Linked DNA regions of Homo sapiens: region 2 is linked to region 1. The links are chromatin contacts, found by Hi-C or POLR2A ChIA-PET in ENCODE. All regions are on one chromosome and are shown on one strand. The core of a region is the stretch at or near the end of the contact, and the rest is flanking DNA. Distances in the headings are between cores, read along the strand shown.

Region 1 (5,527 bases), core at 1,957-4,456:
TATTTGCAAAGTTTTATATGAATGCTTTTGAATGGACTGAATCCAGGCCAGAGGAGCATTTTGTATGGGTTTACGTAGTACCACAGATTTTATTTTTTAATTGGAAATGTTAAATTTACAACAATTCTTCCTATTAAAATTTTTTAGAGAAAGTAATGTGGGAGCAGAGTGCCTGATGCTGCTTGCTTTGGACAGGGCATTTATGATCCAGTTTGCCACTGATGATGTTTTTTTTGTTTTGTTTTGTTTTTCCCCAGCCTTCGCTCATCCATATTCCCTACCTATCCCTGGTTGGTCCTGTGTTTATGACTCCTGCTATGAACACCTCTTGGCATTGGTGATGAGAACTTGAAGTGTTTCTCAGAATGACTTGAAGATAGCGTTATGTCCAATATCACTCCCCAGGCATTAAGCAGAGAACCAGCCATATGTTCAGTGCCACATTTTACCCCTTAAGGATCTCCAAAATATTCTGTATTATGTGGCTTCATGTTTCTCTTCATAGTTTTATTTCTTCTTTTTCCAATTATCACAGTAAGATGTTTCTGCCTAATTAGAAACCATGCCACAATGTTAACTACCTACTTGCATGAATCTTTTGTGCAATAGAATATAAGTTTGCCTCTCAGCAATAGAATATAAGTTTGATCTTTTCCTATCCCTGAAAATAATGAGTTCAATCAGATGGCTCAGATAAGCCAATTTCCTGGGCTTGGTCACCCTTAATCTTGAACACTCATCTTAAGGTAATTGATTTAGGTTAGCTTCTGGGTTCAGACCAGAGTTTATTTGTATCCTCTCCAGAGAAACTACTGTGTCACAGTTTTTATTTTCTTGGACTATCCTTTAATTCCTTAAGTGAAAGAGGGGCAAGTAGGTGAGCTATTCTAAAAAGGAGGTAGACAACAGTAAAGGATGTCTTAATGAGAGAAACCAGAGGAATAGGACTGATGTGGTATTAACTTGGCAAAAGACCAGGATTGGAAACCTTCTAAGTAAACTCTATTCTTCATACCTCTCTTTCCCAGATATTTAAGTTTAGTATTCTATTCTTAAATAATAGCCCCAAATCACTCAGACAGATGGTCACTCAGAGACCTACCTACTATGCCTTACTAGTATCAGCACTGACAGCAGTAGCTGCTCATCCCTGGTGTTCTCTGTAAGCCAGGCATGGAACTGATTACTCTACATACATTATCTCATCGAACCTGCATGAAACCCTACAGGGTAAGCATTGGTAGGTCCATTTTACATATGAGGAAACTGAGGCTTGAAGATGTTAAATAGTTGTCCAAAGTCACACATCTATTAGGTGGCCAAGCCAAGGCACCTGGTCAATATTTGTTACTAGGGTGTCATTTTACACTTTGCTCTAGTCTGAACGTTTGTATCCCCCCAAATTCCTATGTTGACATCCTAACCTCCAAGGCGATAGTATTAGGAGGCGGGCCTTTGGGAGGTGATTAGGCCATTAGGTTACAAGGGCATCATCCTCATGAATAGAATCAGGGCTATTATTAGAGGCCCCAGAGAGGTCCCTTGTCCCTTCTACCTCGTGAGGCTAAAGTGAGAAAGCAGGCCCTCACCAGACACCAGATCATCTGGTGCCTCGATCTTGAACTTCCAGCCTCCGGGCTGTGAGACACAAATGCCTGCTGTTTACAAGCCACCCAGTCTAGGATATTTTTGTTATAGCAGCCTGAATGGACTAAGAGACACATTTTTAAAAAGAGAATGAAATGTTAGCATTAAAAAAAAAACAGGATAGATAATAAAGGATGAATCATTTAGAATAGGTTGCAGTCTGCTTAGGTGTGTCTGAGTCCATGAAAGATGGTGATCCATGCATAAAGGGTGCATTCCTGGGTCAGAGGGTATGTTCAACAGAAGGCTGCAATAGCTGATGTCCATGTCAACTACAGCAGCTGAGAACACATCCAAGGAAGGAATACACTTTCAATTCCATAATTGACTTTTTCTGATTGACCCAGCGAATCAAATTGCTACCATTTCAAAGGAGAACTTTTCCTTTTTCTATTTCTTTAAGCATCAGCCTGTTAGTTTGAGTGTTATCTCCTAGCCTATTCTGAATTTCAACAGTATTATCCATTTTTTTTAAAAAAAAGTCTTAGAGCTTCATGTTTTAAACTTGTAAAGAGTACTTTGAGGATCTTTATTTTCTTCTTTCTGTTAATTATTATTATTTAACTAATTTATTTTTTATTCACATATTTTCCTCTGGCCAAGATCCAGAGATTCTTTAAAGAATTTTTTATTAGAAGCTTCTAGCCATAAGAACTAGAGTAAAATAAATTATCACTTTCATAAATTTATCATCAAAGAATGAAAACAAAAATGTAAAGAAGGGATGGAGAATGTGTTTTATGACAATAACGTAACACGCTTCTAATATTTGGCTATAAAACTGATTGTAAACATATTTTAGAACCAGAAACATATGGAATTACATGATTATAGGACAGAAAAATTCACAGTGGTTGACTTATAATATCATGTGGCATAAAAATGTTCATTGCTAAGAATGGAGAGAAGAAGCCAAGTATGGAATGAAATTGGAAGAGGAACCTCCTCTCAATTTAGTTTTGGCAGGACGAGGAGCCCCATATGTGCCAAGTTTTAACTGAAAGCTAATTATAATGGTCACATTACGAATTGTGCAGAAAGAGGAAGGTTGTTGACTTGGCACCTTAGATACATAGGTAACTAGATTTTTTTTTAAAAAAAAAGCAGTGTAAGCATTCCTTTTTGGTAAAGAGCATCTCATTAAACTGTTAGCTACAGAACGTTTAAGCCTGCCATCTTTAACTGGTATTAAGAAGTTTAAGAAATTACAAATGAAGTATTTTAAAGAAAAAGAAAGTTAAAACAGAAATAATGTGCCATACTCGATAATTGCAATAGATGGAATGAATTTATTCGTTTTTACTTCTGTGATGGTTTATTCTCTTGCTTAAAATATATTATTTAAATGGATGACAGCAAAATATTTTGGTGTCTCTGATACAATGGAAAACACCTGATAAAGACACAATGACTTCTGTGGCTTCAAATGCATCCAGGGCTGCAGAGATATCCCCTGTTTCGTTTGAAGAGGGCGCTCTTGTAAAGAAAATATCCTTGCCTAGGCCCTGCTGAGAAACTGGCCCAGCTCCCTGAAGTCAGCGTCACCATGGAGATCTTATTCCAGTGAGGGGGAATGGATTCCACGGTCCTGCTTTGGAAATGTGTAAACAGCAGATGCTTTTATTGCCTTTGTTTGAATCTCTGCCCTTGCAGAGCAACACAGGCCGGAAGCTCAGAGGAGAGGAAGTCCATATTTGTCTGTAGCGTTTTGTTTCCTCGTAAGCAGCTTAGTCTCTTGGGACGACTGTGCGTAATGACAAGTTAATGGAAAAGATATGAATTCAGATTTCACATAAAGAGAGTCAGAAAAAGGAATATGTCTTCCTTGAGCCAAAGGAATAATTCGAACTTCCTTCTTTTAAAAAGGGGGGTTTATTAGACACCGTTTTTATTATATACTATTAATATACAATATATGTGGTAACTATTGATCATAATGATTTTATCAGCTGAAATTTATAATATGCAAATGTGAGGGTGCATGATAGACTCATTTTCCTACAGCTTGGTAGTTAACAGCCTGCATTTGGGTTCTAAGTGACCTCCGTTCAAATTCCTACTGATTTTCTGTTTAACCTGGCTGGATTTTTCATCTGTAAAATGGGGATACTAATACCAATAAATTATTGTCAAATAGAGTTTGTCTCTTTCAGAGTTGAAAGGATTCAGTGTTATCATGTATATTGAAGATGAAATGTAGTAATGTATACAGAACTATTCCTGTTGGTACATCACACCAAAAAGAGTATTTTCATATTTATTTTATCTTTATCATATAATTACTGTGATAAAGCATATTAGAACCAATGCAGTAACTGATAAGCAAGAGAATTTAAGTCACTCATCCAAGTTCATGCAACAGTTATAGGCCAATATGGGCTCAGAACCCAGGTATCCTGACCCTCGTTCAAGGACTTTTCCCAGCACATCTGGCAATTATAATCACCCATGTTTTTTGAGGTATTGTGGGTATGGCATAATGCTAAGCACCATCACATAGAGTCTCATGCAATAAATGGACTGTTTTTCATTGGAGTTAAAAAAAATTCAACATTGGAGTTAGATTTCCGTATAATAACCAAAGCACTAAGTAAAAACTGAAAATTAGTCAACAGAATATTAAGTGTCATGTACTATAAACAGATTACCTGGCTTATGAATTGCATATATTACACATACAGTATCTTTTGCAGTGGAGATATTTCAACAGAGAGCAGTTTTCTCAGAGGAATAAAAATCTCTGGTTGTCACGAAACTAGAAGTTGGTGACAGATCTCAAGAGGCCCTGAGTTAAGACAGTGGTCCTTAGCACATTTGTTATATCAGGTGAATATGCTTACAAATGACTTTTCGCAGCATCATTCTGTGGAAGCCTAATGGAAGTCAGTGGTATAAACCGTGTCCCACCTTTGTGTTAGCAGCTTCTACCAGCTTTCCACCCATTCTCTGATGCTAATTCAAAGTGTGTCTTTCTTTCATCAAAGTAATGATACTGATAGAATCCTTATTCCCAAAGCAAGAATAGGCACGCGTTTGCTACATTTTCTTCAAATCAACTTAGAAAAGAAGCATGTTGGTATAAAACTTAGGAGGTACATACTGTGTGTTTGCTTTTTTAAACATTTTTTCCATTTATATTACGTATGCACTCGATTTATACTTATTTAGAAGTAAAAATACATTTGGGCTAATAAAAAAAGCTAAACTTTATTGAGGACTTATTCTCTTTGGATTCATCGTCTTAACTCATCTTGAAACAACTGATATGATAAACCGAGACACAAAGAGATTAACATCCAAGTGGAAGTGCTGGGTTAACTCAGAAGCTGGGCTCTGTTGATAGTGCTGTGCTCTTAGGGAACAGCTTAAGCAGACATCTCCATGGTGCCAAAAGAAATGGCACCTAACGCGAGACACTGCCTTTGCTCTGACTGAAGCTAGGATCTACAGAAACAGGACTCATTTCAAGATAGCTGATGGAGGTTTCCTGATTTGCGCAAGTCAGTGATGGTGGCAGAGCAAGAGCTGGAGTGATATCACCTGTCTCCAGCTTTTGACAAAACCACTAGAAGGTAATGTAAGTCACTCTCGGCTGAATTACTGATTTGCAACAGGAATTATTTGGATCATAAGTCTGTAAACATATACTAGAAAAGAAGAGGTGATGGATAAGGGCAGCCATATTCTCAAGACCTAGCCCAGTGACTGGCAAATAATGGGCACTCAGTAAACACGTATTGATCAATGGGTAGAGGTTCAGAGCAGGGATGAGTCACTTTGGATTAGAGTGGATAGAGAAGGTAGGGCTTGAATCTGCAACTGAGCAATAGGCTATAGGAGGGATTCGAACAGGCAAAGAGTAAGAAAGGATACTAGATAG
Region 2 (5,527 bases), core at 2,086-4,585, 79 kb after region 1:
AGAAAGTAAATTTTAGTTGTCCATTATACCAGGATGGCTTTGTTCAGCTCAACCAGGCAGACAAGCTGGAGACTGAGGATGGAGACTGAGATTCAAAACCATGAGGCAGGAGGTGGTGAATCTCCCAGGCACTGGGGGTGCTCAGAAGGAAGCTGGACCACCACTTAGTTGGAATGGAGACAGGAGGAGAGAATATTCCTGAGTTAAGGAGAGAGTTGACTCATTAACCATTGACAGCCTTGATATTCTAGGAGGGCGCCTCCCAAGGGGAGGGAAGTGAACATGTAGGGGCAACTTATTGGAGAATTGGAGAATCAGAATTGCAAGTTCTTTTTGTCATTGACTTTGTGCCATTTTTATAAAATGCCTCTGGAACTGAATGTGCTTCCTCACTCTCTTTTGCATATAGCAACAGAGAGGAATATTATTCCATTTACAGGCTTTGTACCTTTGCCAAATTAAGAGGAAGCTTGCCTTTGTAATCAGGGTATGGTAGAAAGCACAAAGCATCTACTGCTTATGATGGTTTCTTCTAGATGAACTTGTCCATTTCCTGAACAATTCAGAAAACTGAATTTAGAGTTGAGATATATTAAGAGGCCTCTGCCTAAGAGTGCTTTTATGCTGGTTGGTTTCAAAAAAGAGACTAGAAAAGTAAAACCATTTCTTGTTCAAAGAGTATTCCCTAGCCAACATGCAGCATGTCACCAAGGCTGTCTAGACACTCAAGGGACTTCACCTATGCCTTGTTCAAGATTCTCCAGAAGGTCTAAGTAGGCCCCTTTGAATGCATGATCACTATGTGAGCTCAGGTGAGCCACTGGTGTCTTTGGTGGAATTCTGCAACCGTTTCTATTCTTCAGCACCTTCTATAACACTTCAGCCTACCTACCAACTGTTTCTGAGTGGGGGGAGGATCTTTCTAAGTGGAGGTTCTCCTGCCACCGGGAATGTGGCCAAAGAATATGTTCCACCTCCTCCTTATACATCACCATCTGGGCTGTCTCTCTAAATCTGTCCATCAAAGAATGCCCATTTCAGGAGTTCATGTCCTGGGTGAAGGTGAGAAACATTTAACTTCTATAAATCCCCAAAACATTTGTATAGATCGTGTGGGGAATGATACTTTTCACCTCAGATGAATGTAGGGACTAAATAGAGCAGAGATTTAATTCAATGTTGCTTACTTGCTTGCCTGCTGTGGGAGGTTCAGTCATCAGAGAACCAGTTCATGAGTTTGGTCTGATTTCCTGTCCTTTGGGTAGGCTGCAATCTTTAGGAGCAAGAGAAATTACCATCTGTTAGCTTCCTTCAAGTGGCTTACCTACAGTCCTTCGGTGTCATCTTTCTTAAGGAGAGTCTGGGTCATCCAGTTTCTCCACCACCAAAGGAAATACAGTCCTCTTAGAGAATTGGTCAGTGAAATATAGGGGTGCCAAGAAACATCAGAGTAAAGAAGTGATGGCCCCCAAAGGCAAATGCCCCCATGTGAGAGGGGGAATGGAAGGCACTGCTTTCTTCCTTGCCTGAGGCTATGAAAATGTCCTTTGTGTCAACAAAAAGGTTTTCTACATTACTGGCCATTTAGGTCATATTATTCACAATGTTTCAAAATTGTGGTTATCAGCTGATGTAGATTTTGGCATTCTCTCTGAAGCCATGCAGCATTTGTTCCTCACTGCATTTTCACCATTATAAAATACAATTCCTATTTAAATTAATTAAAACATGGAAAATCTAAACTTTATTTGGAAAGATGGTTGGAGTTTTTGTTTTTGTTTTTTATAATTTACGGCTTGGCACTGCAATATTCTTCAGCTGGATTTATGTTGACCCATTTTAGAAAACGTAGTTACTATAAATCTGTTGTTGTTGTTTCTGTTTTTGTTATTCAACCCAAGCCTTTGGAATTATTCTAATCCACAATATGACTCATGAAGTATCACTCTTATCCTTAAGGCAAGTGGTCCAAGAGTTGAAATATTTGTAATTATCTTTCAGACTCCATGATCCTCCAAGCTATTACTTCATTATAACTCCATTTCTGAAAGACAGTTTGTTTCTCTTTTTTTCTGATATACTAAACATTTGATAGACAGGTAGCTTTCATATCTTGAATTTCTTATTTAATGTTGATATGAGAACAGTTGCTTGCAGTTCTTCCCCTGATGCACCATCACCCATTTGTCTGCCCCTGACCATGGACACCGATAGACATTTCCCAGGCTTTCGTCACCATGGAACAGCTTGCTTAGGCCACAGCATCAGATACTGGGGGTAGTGAGGAAGCCACCAACCCAAGAGAGTTGGGTTCTGATGCAAGTCATTTCATCTCTCTGAGACTCAGTTTTCTTGGGTGTACAATGAGAGTTTGGGTTAGTTCAGTGAATACCAAGAGTTCACACAAGTAGTAACAGGATCAGCAGCAATTTGGGCCGATATTTATCGAGCAGCTACTTCATGCTTTTTAATATGGCAGGGACTAGTTAGTATCCAATGGAGTATGGGAGTGGGGAGACGGACTAATAAATGAATAATTCTGACTGATTAATAATATGGTGAGAACTCAGTTCAGGAGAAGCAAGGGAAGCTTTGGAAGCATGATAAGAGGCCACAAGTTTTTCCAATATTTCAAAAACTTAATGAAATACCTACATTTCTTCTGATAAGAAGAGCTGCCTCACAGAAATACCAAGTTTCTTTTTGGTACTTGGAAAAGTGTCAACTGAGTGTGGTAAGATTGGTTCTATTATGGTGTCCTGGATTGCTGGTTGGTAGTTATAGCCACAGCTAGCAACTCTGGCACCTGTGCCAAACAGCATGCCATGAACCCTAAAACCAACTTTTAAATTCACATTGTGGATCACAGATGGATATTATGAACAATGTGTACCATCTGTTAGCTTTCTATCTTAACTATTCATTCTTGCTAACTAGATGCTGAGCTTTTAAAATCATTGTTTTAAATTTATGTGACCTCTGAATGTTCATAACCTGGGACAAAAAGTTCTGGTCATCTGCCCTCATGATCATCTTGATTTTTATTTAAAATGAGAAAATTGAATGTTACTTAACAACAATGTGTTGCATAAACTAACATTTTTCAAACATGAGGTCCATGAAATAAAAATTAGCAAAAAGAGGCCTCACTGGTGAAAAGACTCTATGCACCATTACCAGATGGTAAAGGTTTTGAGTTCCAAAACTTTGTATTGTTCTCCATCATGCCTGCAGCTCTCGATGCTTGGCACGTAGTGGCCACGTGATAAAAATGTACGAGGAAGCATGCCAATGGGCCGGCGACATTGTGGCATTCCAGTTTGGTTGCTAGTGTACTTCCAAAAGGCTAGGCAGAGGCCAAAGCTAGGACAAACTCCAGGATGTGTTGTCAGTTGCATGGTCAGAGCCATGAGCTAATCTGAGATCTCCTTGGCACGTTCCAAAGCTCTGTTTTGCGAATCAAAATCTCCACGGACACCTTGGGCGTTATTGTCCCATGGGAACGGTCCTGGTTTTCCTATTGTATTTTCTGACGTTGTTAATGTTGTTTCTTGGTTACTCCTATCTTTTAATTTTTGTCAATATTCCTGTATGTATAGATTTTTTTCTTTTTTTTAAAAAACAGAAATATCTTGCAGGGTCACTGGGCAGGCCAGAACAGTGACAGTGGCCCAAGTAACTGTTGGGGAAGACTGGGCAGGCTCTGTAATGCCTTGATTCATTTCTCTTTGCTTTGGGCTATGAAAACAAGTGGAGGAAGAAGAAATATCACAAGGCAGAATTTGCTTCCTCTTCTTTTTTAATATTCCCTCTTCTTTTCCCCCATTTCAATTCATGAGACTCTCTAGGACACACTCTCCTCCATGACTTATCTCCTGTTTGTAGTCTTATAACATCTGTATTTCATATAAACTCACATCTTTTCTTACTAAACAATTTAAACTACTTTGTTAGTTTAGATGTTAGAAAAAAATAGGAAACGATGTTTATATAAAGCAATTCAGAATATATAAGAGAGAGAAACATGTTTTGAATTTAGAAAATTAGAAATTGCGTGGATAGGGAAGAAAAATTTTGAAGTCAGGCATCAGAATGAGATCTGGAATGATTATGAGTTCTTTGTTACTAAAGCGTAAAATGGGATTTAAAATATATAATGGAAAAGTTAAAGTAGTTTAATTTAAAACTACTATACTAAAAAGGTTCACCACATTTGAAAAGCTAACATATTTCAACAACTACCTACAATGATAAATATTTATAACATGATAGACTAAGTGTTAAACTTTCATATAGAATGCACTCTTACAAACCAATAAGAGAAAGTAGGACATAAATAAGTAATTGCAAAAGAAGAAATCCAAATGGCTAATATGCGTGTGGGAAAAATGTACAACTTTACTGGCAATCAAACCAATTCAGATTTCAAGAAAGGAAATCCAATATTTGTTTAGAAATTGGCAAAGATTTTTTGAAAATGTAATACCTAACCTCAGTGAGGGACCCAGCAAATGACCACTCATTGTCTATAAAAGTACAATTTGAGGCCGGGCATGGTGGCTCACACCTGTAATCCCAGCACTTTGGGAGGCTGAGGTGGGTGGATCATTTGAGGTCAGGAGTTTGAAACCAGCCTGGCCAACATGATGAAACCCCACCTCTACTAAAAATACAAAAATTAGCCAGGCATGGTGGTGGGCACCCTGTAGTCCCAGCTACTTGGGAGGCTGAGGCAGGAGAATCTCTTGAACTCGGGAGGTGGAGGTTGCAGTGACCCGAGATCACGCCACTGCACTCCAGCCTGGGCAACAAGAGCGAGACTCTGTCTTGAGGGGAAAAAAAAAAGTACAATTTGTTGGACTTTCTGGAGGGCATCATTCAGAGCTTTTAAGAAGTTCTCTTTGAACTCACCAAATCCACTTTGTTCAGCAAATTTTTTAATTTTAATTTTTTTATTTTTATTTATTTATGTTTTTGGGATCTTGGCTCACTGCAGCCTCTGCCTTCCAGATTCAAGTGATTCTCCTGCCTTAGCCTCCCGAGTAGCTGGGATTACTGGCGCCCACCACCATACCCGGCTAATTTTTGTATTTTTAGTAGAGGCAGGGTTTCACCATGTTGGCCCGGCTTGTCTCTAAAATTTTTTATTTAAGTTGGAAAATATAAAGAAGAAATTAGAATATAAGGAGTGACCTGACTTTCTATCAATAGGGGAATGATTGAATAAGTTGTGATATAAACATATTACAAAATATGATGCAGGGTTTAGAAAAACAGTTTTGATTGCTATGGGTTGACCAAGAAAGATGATTATAATATATAAGTATGGAAAATGTATAAAATATGTCGCTATCTTGCCATTTTTATAAAAAGCAAACAAAAACCTGGCTATGTATATATGTGTTTATATAAGCTTAGAAAAGCTATGGTAAGGTCCTTACACTATTAAAAATGTTAGTGATATTGAAGGGGAAAGAACAATATCACAAAGGTAGTGATATTGAAGGGGAAAGAACAAATAGCTATT

The links. Hi-C counts contacts between places; a loop is a spot of excess contacts on that map. ChIA-PET counts read pairs that join two places held with the same protein, here RNA polymerase II (POLR2A). Pooled maps may share reads with other maps.
Region 2: a loop to region 1 is called in a map of heart right ventricle, with 4 times the contacts of the local background. The contact joins two enhancer-like sites. A Hi-C loop is called at or near these places in 14 of 168 maps with a recorded cell type or tissue (Right ventricle myocardium inferior, dorsolateral prefrontal cortex, gastrocnemius medialis and 5 more) and 12 of 50 pooled maps. POLR2A ChIA-PET finds 5 or more read pairs at or near these places in 1 of 52 experiments (activated B cell).

What each region holds. Positions count from the first base shown.
Region 1 is chr13:35,951,435-35,956,961 of GRCh38, reverse strand. All of the region lies in intron 3 of DCLK1 (doublecortin like kinase 1), which reads left to right. Among named protein-coding and RNA genes, the nearest start is that of DCLK1, 180 kb to the left of the region's middle. RefSeq lists enhancers at 3,046-3,155, 3,186-3,315. Within about 2 kb of position 3,206, at least 5 of the 41 ENCODE cell types and tissues checked have a DNase peak (open chromatin) inside an H3K27ac peak, as active enhancers do; they include dorsolateral prefrontal cortex and heart right ventricle, where a contact is called at or near this core.
Region 2 is chr13:35,872,704-35,878,230 of GRCh38, reverse strand. All of the region lies in intron 4 of DCLK1 (doublecortin like kinase 1), which reads left to right. The region is part of intron 1 of LOC105370163 (a long non-coding RNA gene); the gene reads right to left. Among named protein-coding and RNA genes, the nearest start is that of LINC00445, 180 kb to the right of the region's middle. Within about 2 kb of position 3,335, at least 5 of the 41 ENCODE cell types and tissues checked have a DNase peak (open chromatin) inside an H3K27ac peak, as active enhancers do; they include dorsolateral prefrontal cortex and heart right ventricle, where a contact is called at or near this core.